Linked DNA regions of Homo sapiens: region 2 is linked to region 1. Evidence: chromatin loops called from intact Hi-C (ENCODE). Cell type or tissue: ascending aorta. All regions are shown on one strand.

What was found. Peaks named below come from ENCODE experiments on the same cell type or tissue, not always from the same donor. Only the 100,000 strongest peaks of a DNase experiment are listed, where the experiment ranks them.
Region 2: it touches region 1 in a loop (2.6-fold over the local background); 2 of 110 quality-filtered maps call a loop at or near these places.

What each region holds. Positions count from the first base shown.
Region 1 is chr1:183,314,367-183,322,366 of GRCh38, forward strand. All of the region lies in intron 1 of NMNAT2 (nicotinamide nucleotide adenylyltransferase 2), which reads right to left. Among named protein-coding and RNA genes, the nearest start is that of NMNAT2, 100 kb to the right of the region's middle. In ascending aorta, a CTCF peak has its summit at 4,348 (motif pointing left); a DNase peak (open chromatin) is centred at 4,285; H3K27ac peaks cover 3,350 bases.
Region 2 is chr1:182,612,118-182,620,117 of GRCh38, forward strand. It overlaps LINC01686 (long intergenic non-protein coding RNA 1686), which reads left to right and starts at 3,023. Exons shown (of 1, transcript NR_036490.1): 1 at 3,023-4,512. RefSeq lists enhancers at 2,748-3,645, 3,674-4,222, 4,116-4,225, 4,223-4,770. In ascending aorta, no CTCF peak of the experiment used is centred here; DNase peaks (open chromatin) are centred at 3,064, 3,704, 4,304, 5,964 and 2 weaker places; H3K4me3 peaks cover 2,639 bases; H3K27ac peaks cover 5,325 bases.

The DNA of each region.
Region 1 (8,000 bases):
TGACTTTCAGAGCTGGAATGATCTGTCCTTCCACAAGTCCATACATGCCACTGTAATAAGTTTGATCCCATTTTCTTGGGAGCAGCTCCAGGTCAGTCCTGTGCTTTATTCTTCTTTGCATCCCCAGCATCTTGTCCAGTGTCTGGCACCCAACTGATGCTCAGTTACTGTTTGTTGGGTTAAACTGGAAGGCATAACCAGGTCAGGGGCAGAGCAGCCTTGGCTATGGCATTTCTCTGTTTCTAGCTCCTCCTTATCAACTAGACATTTGACAATACTCAACAAGCACTCATGGTGTGCACAGCCTTTTGCTGAACTACAGTGTATGCATATGTAAAAGTGCAGACACCTTAAAGATAATAATTCACTGGACATGGTGGCTCATACGTATAATCTCAGCTACTCAAGAAGCTGAGGCAGGAGCCTTCCTTGAGCCCAGGAGTTTGAAATTACAGTAAGCTATGATGGCACCACTGCACTCAGGCCTGGGCAACAAAGTGAGACTCCATCTTTAAAGACAAACCAACCAACAAACAAACAACAAGCAAACAAGCAAACAAACCTAAGAATTCCCAGCCTAAAGGTAAATTGCTCTCATACAAGTGTAGTAACTTATGGGGGAAAAAGTCGTACACTTTGTATATGCTAGTTTTGCGAAAGTACGTTTCTAACATCAGCTCATGCAGATTTCAAAAATCAAAAGTTTAACACCCCATCTTAATATTAAACCAATCAGATTTTTTCTCTTGTCATTCTGATCATTGGTCTATCTCAACAAAAATATGGGGAAAAAATAGAGGCAAATATTCACTTGGCCATCCGTCATGCTGTGATGGCTGTCGATAGCTGATTCTGAAATCACTCGGGGCAGACACACAGATAGGAATAAAATACTTTCACACATATTTTTAAAGGGTCAATTGATATCTCAGTTGTTTTAACAAAATAAAGAATAGCACTAAGTTCACCACTGACAAAGTATTTCCACATTGGTGAACACTCAAAAATGTATCACGCATGTCGGTAACATGTGCAATAACAAGTCTTGAATTCCTTCACAAGGTACAATACACAGAGGTCAAGTTGTGTGTGTGCGCTTGTGTGTGTGTGTGTGTGTAATTCAATCCAAATTAAAGACATCATATCCAAACTACTTTTAAAATATGAGTAGCTTTGGGAGGCCGAGGCGGGTGGATCAGGAAGTCAGGGGTTCAAGACCAGCCTGGCCAAGATGGTAAAACCCCGTCTCTACTAAAAATACAAAAATTAGCCGGGCATGGTCGTGGGCACCTATAATCCCAGCTACACAGGAGGCTGAGGCAGAGAATTGCTCGAACCTGGGAGGCCGAGGTTGCAGTGAGCCGAGGTCATGCCACTGCACTCCAGCCTGGGCAACAAAGCAGACTCCGTGTAAAAAAAAAAAAAAAAAGCAAAGAATGCCTAATGTAGATGACAGGTTGATGGGTGCAGCAAACCACCATGGCACGTGTATATCTATGTAATAAACCTGCACTTTCTGCACATGTACCACAGAACTTAAAGTAAAAAAATAAAAAAATAAAATGAGTAGCCCATGAACTAAAAAACCAACAAATTTAGAATAACAAAAGTCTTTAATTTTTGATTCTTAGAGCTTTTTCTCCTTAATTACTAAAAATCAAACACCCACCTTGGGAGAGGAGTCAGCCAGGACCTCTGTTCTTGGGCTGTTTCTGTCCATCCCTGACATCCTCTGCACATCAGGATGTTTGAGGCAGCGAGGCATGCTCTCCTTGGGAATGGAGGTGACATCACAGGCCCAGAGTCCCCACTGACCCTGAGTGCTCCAGTTCCCAGGGACTTCCTCCCTGGAATCTGGAATTCATTTTGGCACAGGTCATGGAGAGCCATGCGAACAATGAAGAGGGAAAGGGTGGCAGGGCTCAGTGTCTGTGTCACCCAGGGTCTGTTGCCCCCAACTCCTCCCTGACATAAATGGCTGCTCTGTGGGGTGGGGAGCTAAGAGGAGAGGGCTGGCCCCTCTGTCTCCTGCAGGCCCTCCAGCTTGAAAAGAGAGCAAAATCCATGCCCCCTCACCTCCCCATACACATTCTTTCTGACCCATTTTCTTTCATGTCTGTGGAGATCAGATGCTGAGTCAAACGGCAGCCCTGGATTTCTTCCTGGGCTGCTGCAGTACCAGCTGCAGAGCCAGGGCTCGCCAGCCCCCCACCAGGCACCTCGGTCCCCTGAGCTGTCCAGGCACGGGGGCCTGAGGGACTGGGCACTTTACTTCCCTCTGGAGGGCAGGCACTGTGTCTCATCCAGCTTGCTGCCTTCCTCAGCTCCTCCCCCACAGCCCTTACCAGGGCTCCTTCTATATTGTTGATACTCAGCAAACATTGATTCATTGGGTAAGTGAACGTAAGCAGAGCTTGCCATAGGGAATATTATTCACTAGGTAAAATGTGTTGGAAATAACCCTTTATCTGATTCCCCTTCTTTCCACTTATAGAAATTGAGGTGTTTTCCTCCGGTCCTGCATTTTGGGACTCTAAGTCAGCATCCTTGGCATGCCTGTGTTCCAGATCTCCATCCCCCATGCCCTCAGCTAGTTGTTACCTAGTAGTCAGACACTACTAATCACTAGACCTGTGCACATTTGATAAATGTTACCTGATCCACATACATTTTAATAAGAGCCCCCAATGTCTCTCCCCAGAAGAATGTCTCTAAAATGGGAATTCCAGTAACCTGTGTCAAAGTGGAGTAGACTCTTCTAAATGGGAACCGTCGGGTCATACCTCAAAAGTGGCAGCCTCAGAGTGGGGTGGGCCTGGCTGGTCAGCCGTTTTATCCCAGAAAGTAGGCTCAGTTTCATCCCCCCGTATTTCAGCCCACATCCTCCAGCATACCCTGAGCCTGACTGATGGATTTTTTCTTTTTCCTTTTTTGAGACAGGGTCTGTCACCCAGGCTGAAGTACAGTGGCTACCTCCTGGCTCAAGTGATCCTGCTGGGCTCAAGCGATCCTCTTGCCTCAGCCTCTCAAGTAGCTGGCATTCAGCCACCATGTTCAGCTAATTTAAAATATTTTTTGTGTGTGTGGAGATGAGGTCTCACCACCATGTTGCCCAGGCTGGTCTGGAACTGCTGGGCTCCAGCTATCCTCCTGCCTGAACCTCCCAAAGTGCTGGGATTATAGGCATGAGCCACCATGCCTGGCCTTGACCCATGGATTTCTATGTACTCTCTTACCCACTCCCTCATCACCTACAATCAAGTCACCTCTTGCCAGTCTTTGGAAGCCGAGAAGACTTTTAGAGTTGACTCTGTTTTCCTCTCATTTTACTGGCCAAGAAGTGAAGGCCCAGAGACTGCCTAAGATAACCCCAAGGGCTGGAAGTGGATTCATGAACCCCCACCCAAGTCTATTAACCCCAGGGCTTTTGACACTAGCAGAGGGAAAGGCTTCTACCCAGATTAATGACAGGGGCTATTCAAAGATTCTTGACCAGTGTCCAAAAGAAAAAAATATTTAAATTAGCATCCACTATGGGCTGGATTCTATGCTGAGCACTAGAGTCACAGGTGGTGCACCCACTGTGAGACACAAATACACAAACAGACAAACACAATACAGTGTTAAAGGAGCTGTAATAGCCAAAACGTCTGAGTGTCTATTATGTTCTGGGCACTGTTCTATAGCCTTCACAAACAGTTATTCTAAGGGCAGAGGTAAGCTCATGGCCCTATGGAAGCTCTGAGTTCCACTGACACAGTGGGAAATTGGGCTTCGACTCCCAGACATCCGGCCTAGGCTAGCGAAGTCTCTGCCTCACCTCCCCAGCAGGCCCTGGGACCCCAGTGACATGGCCTGAGCCCTGGATCCTAAGACCTCCTCTCACTTTTGTGTCACTGGGACTTCTGTGCCCCAGCCTGAAGTCCTCTTGCCTGTCTGCAGGCTACAGTCTGTTAGAGAAAAAGTCCAGGCCAGATGAGGAAATGGGGCTCTGTCTTTGGGATGGGAGGAGAGGGACTGCGGAGGTGATGGCCCACAGGTGGGGAGGAATGACTTGAGTTCTGTGCTCGGAAGTCAGGGCAGCTCTGCAAGATTTTTTCCTGGCCAGTTTTGGATTTCCAAAACCAGAGAGAGATTCATTGTGTTTGCCTTGAGAAAGGAAATCCCCCAAACAGGACGATGGGGGAGGAATTTCTGAGGGCAGAGAGTTTCTAGAACTGAGAAGGGAGGGTTTAGGGAGGCCAGGACAGAATCATTGCACAACCCTGCTCTCCCTGGGAAAAACCCTCAGTCCTTCCTGCCTTGAGCCAGAGGCCACGGGCTCCATCTGCTGAGAGCTTGTAGAGACACACATCAAACAAGTCCCAAACTGCTGACCTCTACTTCTACCTTTGCTGAACTCCCTAAAATCCGATACAGGAGCAGAGGTTTGGGGCCTGGGAGCCTGGGGCAGGAAAGAGCCAAGGGCAAAGAAGTACAAGCCAGCTATGGATTTTTAACATCATTATTTTGTTGTTATTATTTATTGAATCATCACATCAGCTCTATTGGAGGTGGTATCATTAAGCACAATTTATAGATGAGAAGTTAAGGACTTGCTTATAAGGGCAGAAATGGGAATCATATAGGGACTCAGAGCCCCTGCATTCTCCTCATTGCAATGCTACTGTCTTGTGGGGACACAGGCGTGTGCATGCCCCATACCCCCACATACACACTACCTACCACTGTGCTGCAGCAGAAGCTATGCTGAAGTAGAAGTCAAGATTGCTGAGCCCAGTCCTGACTCCACTGGAAACTGGCTGGGGGCTCAGTTGACTCACCCCAAAAAATCTGCTCCGGTTACTTCCATTCTGCCAACATCGAGCACCTACTGTGTACCCGTGCTGAGTGCCAGGAATACAAGAATTTAGAAAATGAAAGTCCTGCCCTGGAGGCATTTACACACCAGTCAGACTTATAAACACCAGAGAATGACTTATAAAAAGATCACTTCAGCACAGTGCCTACATTTCCAAGCAGTTGTAAAGTTTAAGTGAGATGATATATGCCACTGTTTAGAAAACCCAAGAACTGCCCCAATGTTCTCGAGGTTGAGCCAGCTCTCTCAGAGGCAGCAGGAGAGTCACAAGCAGGCTGGGACACTCTTGGTCATCCTTCCCTTCTCAGCAGCGCCTCTGGCCAAGGCCAGGCCTGCCTTCAGCTTCCACTTGCCATGGTGACAGTGCCATCCTTGGTTTCTTCCCTCCTTCCTTTCTTCCTTCTTTCCTTCTTCTCCTCTGCCTCTCTCTCTCTCTTCCCCTCTCTCTTTCTCTCTTCCTTTATTTTTTGGTTTCCACTATTCTATGTGTCCTCAGCAGGGAAACCGGCAGGATATTCCTCCTCCATCTGACAAGAGTCAGAAATTGGGGAACTTCCATAGCTGTGGGGTTGAGAGTGGGATGCAACTTAAGATGACCCTGGGAGGGAGTTTTCCATGATCTGCCGTGTCTTTGAGCATCTGCAGTTCCCATCCTCTCATTCCCGTTTTTCTGGACTTATCTCATTATGGTAGGAAAGTCATTTATTCACCACTATTAACAGCCTCTCCCCTTCTCTGCCCATGGCGGGGAATTCTGGGATAGCTGCTGTCTCTCTGGCTGAACTAGGGTAAAGGGAAAGGAGCGAACTGAGTGAAACCAGACAAGGTGAATTGATTTCCTCTAAAAATTAACTCTGAGTTCCTGATGAAGGAGAAATAAATAGATCCTGAGGATGAGATGAGAGGAGAAACAAGATGAGAATCTTCTGGGCTTAGAGAGAATTGTTAGGAATGAGGAGAGAGGTGATAGTATTTCAGAGGTAGTATATGTGAAATATACAGAGAAAGATAAAGTTTTTGAAGTGCTGCTCTAGTTTGAGTTGAACATCCTTTTGGTATTCTTTGAGAGATTTTGGCAGAGATTAAAATTTCTGGCCAGGCACGGTGGCTCACGCCTGTAATCCCAGCACTTTGGGAGGCCAAGGTGGGCAGATCGCCCTGAGGTCAGGAGTTCAAGACCAGCCTGGCCAACGTGGTGAAACCCCTGTCTCTACTAAAAATACAAAAAATGAGCCAGGTGTGGTGGCGGGTGCCTGTAATGCCAGCTACTCGGGAGGCTGAGGCAGGAGAATCGCTTAAACCCAGGAGGCAGAGGTTGTAGTGAGCCAAGATCAACTGCACTCCAGCCTGGGCGACAGAGCGAGACTCCATCTCAAGAATAAATAAAATTTCTTTGTGAATTACTTTTTGGATACCTGACAGTTGTTTCTCTGAGTACATCATGATGTTAGGACTGGGTCACGAGACAGCTATGTTTTACCTGGGTTACACCAACATTCACAGAAGTTGATCTAAAGTCATCTGTCCTAACCTCTTCATTTTACAGATAAAGAAACTAGGAGCCAAGCAGGTCACAGTTCTTTGTTTCTTTCCTTACCAAACAGTGGAACTGCCTCTGTCCTGCTGTTGCCAAAAGGGAAGTAGGGGAGATTGGTGAACAGAAGAGAAGAAAGAGAGAGAAGTCATCCCTTTTTATTTCTTTCACTGGCAAATTTGATTTCTCAGCCACTTTGGCAAGCAATTCTAGTCCTTTCTGTGTCTTTTTAAAGTTATGTGGCTTGGGGTAGATGGCCTCATATCTGAACCTTAGGTTTCTCCTCTATAAAATTGGTTTAATAAGAACAATACTGCAAGATTTAGGGGCAGTTGCAATTCGATTACAGAAGTGTAATTCCACCTACATGTGTGTGCTGAAGTGAAAAAGCCCATTCCTTCGTCCCACCAGACGGAATCCTTTAATTTCAACTCAATTTCATAAACGTCTTTCCCCACATACAAAAAGGATAAATTCCTCCCTTCTATTTTCCTTTACTCTTTCCTTTATTATGTTCATGAAGCCCAAACCATATACATAATAAAGGGCTAAGAGAGAAAGAAAAGCAGGACCAGAGGAAGCCTCAGAGGCTAGGGTAGGAAAGGAGTTTATTTAGATGAAAGAGAAAGAGGTTTGAGAATGGTAGTGCCAGAGCAGCTTTAGTCTGTAAGGTATTTGAATGGAAACAGAAATATTTGGCCAGGCGCGGTGGCTCACACCTGTAATCCCAGCACTTTGGGAGGCCGAGGCAGGTGGATCTACTTGAGGTCAGGAGTTCAAGACCAGCCTGGCCAACATAGTGAAACCCCATCTCTACTAAAAATACAAAAATTAGCTGGGTATGGTGGCATGTACCTGTAATCCCAGCTGCTCCAGAGGTTGAGGTAGGAGAATAGCTTGAACCTGGGAGGTAGAGATTGCAAGATTGTGCCACTGCACTTCAGCCTGGGCAACAGAGTGAGACTCCATCTCAAAAAAAAGAAAAAAAAAAGGAAGAAAAAGAAACAAATATGTTACTTAATGTTACTTGGACTAGATTTTTGGTTTTTGTTTTGTTTTGTTTTGTTTTTGTTTTGAGACAGGGTCTCGATTTGTCACCCAGGCTGGAGTGCAGTGGTGCGATCACAGCTCACTGCAGCCTCGACCTCCTGGGCTCAAGCGAACCTCCCACCTCAGCTTCCTGAATAACTGGAGCCACAGGCATGTTCCACCACATTTGGCTAATTTAAAATTTTTTTTTTTTTGTAGAGACAGGGTCTCACTTTGCTACTCAGGCTGGTTTGGAACACCTGGGCTCAAGTGATCCTCCAGCCTTGGCTTCCCAAAATGCTAGGATTATAGACATGAGCCACCGCACCCAGCCTGGGCTAGATATTTGGATGCCTTTAATAACCCTCACATTAAACACCGAATTCCTTTTAAATTATAAGTAAAGACTGAACAGACTTTCCTGAACGTGACACCCCTCTGAGTCTGAATTACATGGGTTTCTGGATTCACAAGGGTTGCAAATGTGAGAGATCATGTCATTTGACTGTGATTTCCTTTAAGGGAGAATACGTTCAGGTGTGTATGGTCCCAGGCTGTCAGACCTGGGTATGGGGG
Region 2 (8,000 bases), 700 kb before region 1:
TGAGCCACACCTCCTCCGCCAGCCATCTAGCTGTAGTGCTGCTCCAAATGTGACCACAGGGGAACTTTCTGGATCCAAGTCCCCAGGCGTCCCAAACACCCTGGCTGCAGTAAACACAATGATAGTCACTAACAACTGGTGTGCACACTTCCACTGTGCTCTACATTTATGGCTCTTACAGTCCTCGTCTCATTTAATCCTCACACTAACCTCTGAAGAAGGTCCTCTGACCATTGTTTTACAGACGGGGAAACTGAAGCATAGAGAGCTTAATGGAGGAAGAGATGGAAGGCTCGTGCCATGATTTGGTACTGGGTCATCTGACTGTCCATGCAGTTAGCTACGCATTCTGCAGACTTCCTCCATCCCCAGCTCCCACAGTTACAAAAAGTTCTTTCCTGCTCTGAGTTCTGAAATGCTCACATTCCCAGCTCCAAGAGGATTCCCAAAATGAATGTTTACCTTCTCTTACAGTTCAGTCTAGCCTTCACATCTTGGGAGGGGTTAGAGGGGGCAGAGGAAAGGAACTTTAGCTGCCTAGGTGCAGTTTAAAGAGGGTCTAGGTACTGTGGCTCTCAGCAGCCTTTGACCCTGGGGCCACTCTCTTCATCTTATGGAGGACAAGGCCTTTGGTTCCCTGGAGGTTCACTGAAAATCACTGACATGAGGCAGATTGATTAATAGGATAAAAGTCACACAAATTTATTTAATGTGAGTACACATGAACCTTCAAAATGAAGACCCAAAGACACAGGGGAAATTGTCCATTTTTATGGTTGGGTACAACAAAGTATGGACAGCCATGTAGAAATATGATTGAACAAAAAGGGTATGATCTAATGCTAATAGACTGAGTGGGGAAACCAAGCAAGGCCTGCCTGTCTGGATTCTTCTTGGCCTCTCTGAGCATGCATTCCTCTGTGAACCCAGAAAATCTGAGACAGCTCTCAGTCCAGAAAGTTTATTTTGCCAAGTTTGAGGGCCAGCCTGTGACACAACCTCAGGAAGTCCTGATGACATGTGCCCAAGGTGGCCGGGGCACAGCTTGGTTTTATACATTTTAGGGAGACATGAGACACCAATCAATATATGTAAGAAGTACATTAGCTCTATCCAGAAAGATGGAGACAACTCAAACCAAGCCCCCTACCTTCCAGGTCACAGGTAGCTGACAGACAGATGGCTGCATTCTTTTGAGTTTCTGATAAGTCTTTCCAAAGGAGACAATCAGAATATGCATCTATCTTTGTTATCTCTGTGAGCAGAGGGATGACTCTGAATAGAATGGGAGGCCCTGAGCGGTTCCCAGCTTGAAGGGGCCCAAGATATTTTCTTTTCACACCTTCCTTCTGGATGTGGGGCAGGACCCTCTCTGGAACAACGTAGAACAGATCATTTCTTTATGGTCAGTTTTTACACAGAAAGATGAAGAGAAAATTAGAGTAATGATTTTAGGTTTCATGGCTGACTTTGGGAAAAGGGGGTTCTGGTTTATACGGCTGCCTTGGAGAAGGGGAATTCTAGTTCCTAGTTCCTATGGCTTGCCTTGTGGGACAATGAGACTGAGACAGGAGGGCAAGAGAAGATCAGAGAAAAACTTTTGCTTCTGGGGCAGTATCTATATCTATCTCTCTATCCATCTACATATCTATACTGGTTGAATTGAAGTGGTAGTCATTATAACAATCTTTCAACTATTCTGCATGCCTGAAAATCTGTATAATAAAAAGTTGGGGGAAACGCTTTAAAGGCTGCCCCGTGACAACATGGATTACCTCTTTCTCTATTTCCCTAATATTGTGCATTATCAACAACTTAATCACATTTCATTGTAATTATGTGCTAAGAAACTTTCTCCCATAGGCTGTGTAAAAGTACAGTAGCTGCACACAGTAGGCACTCAATAACTGCTTGCATGCCTGAATATCCTCTCCTATGAGGCTGTCCTTGAGAATTAATAAGCCACCGGAGTGGGAAGACGCCAGAGTTAACCATACACTACCCTTTGATGCTTCATTCTTCATAACACAGAAGCTCATGAGCGAGCACAGGAAAGGCGCCGTGCCTGGGAGGAAAGACAATAAATGGCTATGGACTGAATGACAGCTCAGTTTAAAACTCAGGAGATCCAGCCTCTGTGGTCATATGATTAACTGGCTGTGTGACCATGTCCAAACACTAACCTCTCTGTGCCTCTGTTTTCTCACTTGCAAACAGGGAGTAATAATGTGTCTTGGCCAATAAGTGGAGAAAAGTGTTTTGAGGCCGGGCGCGGTGGCTCAAGCCTGTAACCTTAGCACTTTGGGAGGCCGAGGCGAGCGGACCGCCTGAGCTCCAGAGTTCAACACCAGCCTGGGCAACACGGTGAAACCCGCTCTCTACTAAAATACAAAAAAAAAAAAAATGGCCGGGCGTGGTGTCGTGCGCCTGTAATCCCAGCTACTCGGGAGGCTGAGGCAGGAGAATCGCTTGAACCCGGGAGGCGGAGATTGCAGTGAGCCGAGATCGCGCCACCGCACTCCAGCCTGGGCGACAGAGCGGAGGCTCCGTCTCCAAAAAAAAAATAAAATAAAATAAAAGGAAAGTGTTTGAAAAGTGCTTAAGTGCTCTGAAAAGTCTGAGATGCTGTGCAAATAGTGCGGCATTATCCTTATTTTTGTTATTAAAATGAGCGAGACTTGCCCTGACCAGCGACGAATTGACTCACTCAGTTTTGGGGGAGGGGGCGGAGGAGTGGGAGGAGCGGGAGGAGAGGGGCCACGCTTGTCTTCTCCGAGGGATGGGAATTTCCACCCAGCTGGAAGTAATAAGCGCCCGAGGCTCGGGCCTCACTGTCTCCACCCCCGCTTTCCCTTTCCTCTGACCAAGTGACAACTGCTCGGAAACAGACAGGACAGAGAATCTTAAAATAGAGCAGCAAATATCCGCGGCTCGCCGCCCCGGGCTCTGTGGCACCATCAGCAGCTTGCGCAGGACACAGACGTCGGCTCACGCGCCGCAGCCCTCGGCCCCGGAAGAGCCGCGGCCGCGGAGCAGCGAACGCGTGCCTGCCAGGGAAAAGCAGTCACCAGGAACGCGGCGTTTTGGTCGGCTGCCCATCGCCAGCCCTGTCCGCGCGAGATGCCCTGCTCCGAAGCTCTTGTGAGCTCCGCGGCCTGCGGCTCCGGAAGGCGAAGCTCTTCCAGGAAGCAGCGGCGGCCCCACTGGCCCTCTCAGGCTGCGGAGAAAGGGCGGGAGGCCGCGGGGCTCTCCAGGACTCAGTGGTTTCGGAGAAACTCGACTTCCCAGGCTCGGAGGGCCAGTTTGGGATTGTTATAGAACAAAACGTGGGCGGCATAAAGTGCTCCGAAGTGGAGATCACCTTGAAGACTGGGCCCTTGGCTCTGTGACCCAGCAGACCCGAAATTCCAATCTGGCAAACTTTCAGCCTGACCCTTGGGAAAGGATCGCTCCCAGAGTGTGGGGGTGGAGGTGATGGGACAAAGATCTTAAAATCCTGAAAAACAACCGTTATTCTCAACTGAATTTCTGCTAAGTGCATCCATTCATAAACAGTACGTGCCTGGCGCTCTTTACGTGTATTAACTGGTTTAATTCCCACAACCTTAAGTAGGGGCTGTTAATCTCACAATTGTAGAGCCACCATTCAAAGCCAGGCAGTCTGGCCCCAGCCTCTGTGGGCTTAACCACTACCCGCCGCCAAGCAGCTCCTAGGAGCCTGGCAGGGAAAGGCATGGTGACGACAGCAGACGAGGTCCCTCAAGTAGCTTGCATTCTGGAAGCGAAGAAAGATCATGAACAAGTTTCAAATTGGTAAAATAATTGTCAGTGGAGATTCATCCCATAAAGGAATTGAGTAAAAGGAAGAACTACTTTCAGTAAGATGGTTTGGGTTGGAGTTTCTGTTCATAAGGGCAGAAATGGACTCTCTCTGACTTAAAGAGAAAAAACTTTGTTAAGAGTTTGGGGTAACCCACAGAATTATCAGGATGTCTCAGAATACAGACAAGAACAAAGGGAGGCTCCGCAGCCAAAAGTCCCTCCTCTAAACCACTTTGATGAGGACCAAACAGGTGCTACTGCTGAAAGCTAGACACCACATCCTACTCCACAACCAACGCTGGAACTCCCCAGACACCCCGCTGGCTCTGCCGCCCCTAAACCGGATGCGGCAGCCACCGCGGACCCCACAGCGGATTCTCCACCACCCCATTTCTTTGCATTGCATCACCACCTCCAGAGTGTGCCTAATTGGCACCCCGCTGCTTCTGATGCAAAACTCCAAGCTGTACTGGGCAAACGCGCAGCCTCTGGCACCATTCCCAGTGCTGCTGAGCATACAGACCTGAGCACAGCGGAGGGGGAGGGCTTGGTGGGGAGGGGGACTTACAATTCATCCACGCTGTTGAAATCCCATCAAACACACACGACCCAGTTTGGCTGGTGCAGCCTTTTCTCTCCCCTCCTGATAGCATTTCAGCCTCTCTTCCAATAAAAAATAGTAGCTACTAATTTTGAGTGCCTGTTTATATGCAAATCTACCACAGAAATAAGCCTTCATTTCTGAGGCTAGCCCTTGCAAGGTAGTTAATTACTCTCCCCATTTTCAAATGCATAATCTAAAGGCTTAGAGAGGTTAGGAATCTTGTCCAGGTTCTCCGGTGTAAGAAGGGGTGGAGCCCAAATTTGAACTCAGGTTTGTAATGCTCTGGGGAGCACACACTGCCTCCTAAGGGGAAAGGCAAAAAGTTATCAGCACAGAAGTGATCCCTGCTCCAAAATCCCAGCCATGACATGTGGGGAGAGGGGACACTCCATCTGAATTTATGACCACGGTCTCTACAGCCCCTGACCCTGCCCACCACCTACAGACCCCTCCTGATACCCTGACCACTGCAGCCGTCCCAACCTCCCAGGTAGATGAGCTCTGTGAGGCCACTTGGTTCCTCCCGTGTCAAGGCAGACTCCTCCACCCCGCTGACCTTTATCCCTCATAGCTTCCATAAAGGTCCTCTGAGGTTCTACACCTACGGGTTTACACTGCTACAGGTAAGGCTCACTTTACACAAACACATATGTGAGCTGAATGTTTGTGAATTGATTCTATACTGATTGGATTACATCATCATTTCAAAAACCATTGTTAATCTCCACCTGCTCTTCAGCTCTCATTGACAATCAGGCACTTTAGCTTAAAGTTTTATTGCCCCCACTTCCTTACTTTTCTTGGCAAGCAGCAATCTATAAATCAATATTTAAATATACCAAGGAAGTTCACCATTAATGGATTCCCAGGTGAATCATCTTATAAAGTGAAAAAATTACTGCTTGATAAAAAGATCATCCCCTAAGACATTTGTATTGTGAATATGATTTTTTTCTTGGCTTTTATTAATCAGGTTGCATGCATATACTTAGTGGTGTAGTAATAAATCAGTCCTTTAAAAGGGGTAATCTGGTCAAAAAGAATGAGGAAAAAGAGGAGAGATAGAGGCAGTAAAAACAAATATGGATTTCTGGGCCTTTCTATTACTGGTTAAATGCGGGCTACCCCAGCCAACCTTTCAGGACTAGGTTTCTCTCATTGCAATATGGAGCAGAGTCTTTAGTATACATCATGAGGCTGCCATGAGATTTTAATGAGGCACTGTTTAAGCCCCTTTGAGATAAGCATAAAGTATTATTGAACTGCAATCTGTGTGCACCTATGAAGAGAGAAACATATCGCCTCTGGTTGTGGTGGAGAGGTTGCTGCCCCCTCTTGCTATGTGCCCTCCCCTGGATCAGGTTTCTATTTTTCCCCAAAGTGCCAGTGCCTGAGTCATTTCTAGCAAGTAGTGGGGAGTGGCATTACATCATTCACACTTTTCCCCAAGACCTGAGAAAACACGGCAGGCAAACTGGCAATAAGGTTTAGGATTGTCTCCGGCTGCTGCTGGAAATCTACACAGAAGTGTTTCTCCTGGCAGCAGACAGCTGCTGTGTTAGGTGTGAATCAAACATGCAAACCTCTGGAGATTTTTCTTTCCCTTCTCTGAGACACAACTTAGCAGAATTGCTGAAAATAATGGTGACACACTGTCTCAGCGCTGGGGCTTTCAGGGAGATGGAGGAGGGGAGCGAGGGCTGCTTCTCACCAGCGCTCAGGAGAGAGTCCAGTCCCTTTCAGCATCTTCCTGTGTGCCTCACTGCTCTGAATTCATCTCTCTTTTTCACCCTGCCTTTCTGGAACTGTCAGACTCCTGCCCTGGATTCCTGTTTAGGACTGTGGTTGCATCTCCAGAGGCAGTGGGGCCCTGCCTAGAGACCCGTGGGCAGGGATTGGGAAGAAAGTGAGCTTGATTCCCCCATCTTTCCCGTGATGGCTAGAGTTAAGAACCCAGTTCACGTGTGCATGCCTATGTATATCACATGTGTGATTCCTAAACTAAAAGATTGAAATTCTCTCCAGAGATGTCAACAGTTTCAGCTGCATTTATTTAGCTTTCCCATTGTAGAGTTGGTGATTCCCAGATGATATATGACTACAGAGATGCAAGTAGAAGCATTCTTCAGCCTCCTCCAATGAGAGATACAACCTAGACCCAGAATGGAGAGGCTGAGGGCAGCCAGGGAGCCTAAGAAGCCTATTCAGAATTCCTGCATTTGGAGCCTAGGAATTTATTTAATGTCATTGTTATTTTATACACTTGGCATTTGTTTATATGCAAATAGTGCATACCAGTTATGAATCTCAGTCCACAAACTATTTTTTCTATTTCCTATAGCTTAACTTGATTTCTCAGAGTTTTCCTTGTGCAGACTGTTAGGCAACAAAACAAACAAATAAGAAATCAGACCTTCCCAAGGTACCTCTCCATGAGTGATACCAAGATTATGAGGCTTTATACAATGCCAAGGTACCAAATAGTGGGTGTGAGTGATCCTCTGGTGTTTGGTCTTGTGTCCACTCAGGTTTCTGCTGAGATAGCCAATCCCTGTCTACATGTTGCTTGAGTCTGATGACTCTCTGCTGCTCGGTTATTTCTCTTGGTCTGTGTGAACCTCTTGCAGTGCTGTCTATGGACCCCTTGCCCTCTCAGCCAATCCTCTCTAGCTTCTCGCTGAGTCCGCAGGGATGCCCTGGAAAACAGACCCAGGCCACTTCTGCTTTAATAATCCAGAAGCTATTTATTCCTTCATGTCCCAGCCCCAGGAGAATCTCTTTCCAGTGGAGAGATCAAACCACTCCAGAGAAGAGACCAGATGCTGACATTTGGGCTTCCCTATGGAAAAAAACAGTGAGTTGCTGTAAAAGTCCTGTTCATACACACAGAGCTCTCAGTCACACTCTTATTGCCTTGGTTTTAAATATGAGTGAACAATCAAGGATCACCAGACCTTAGAGCAAAGCCCTCAACTTGAAAGAAAGAGACTAAAGTAAACAATAAAAGGGAACCCAAGAGAAACAGAAACAATTCAGGAAACAGAATAGAAAGGAAACAAATTAAAACAAACCAAAACCCATCATTCATAGCTTCAGGGAAATAAGAGAAAATATTGCAACTATAAAACAAGAACAGAATTTTGTTTTCTAAGAAACAGAGAAAAATTATAACCTCTTGGGAATTAAAAATGTGATACCAAAAAAATCAACAGAAGTGTTCAAAAACAATGTTGAGGAAATCTTTCAGAAAGTCAGAAAAAAAGGGACATTGGAAATAATAAATTAGAAAATTAAAGGATAAAGCTGGGCACGGTGGCTCACGCCTGTAATCCCAGCACTTTGGGAGGCCGAGGTGGGTGGATCACTTGAGGTCGGGAGTTCGAGACCAGCCTGACCAACATGGAGAAACCCCATTTCTACTAAAAAATATAAAATTAGCCAGGCACAGTGGCGCATGCCTCTAATCCCAGCTACTCGGGAGGCTGAGGCAGGAGTATCTCTTGAACCTGGGAGGTGGAGGTTGCGGTGAGCCGAGATCACGCCATTGCACTCCAGCCTGGGTAACGAGTGAAAC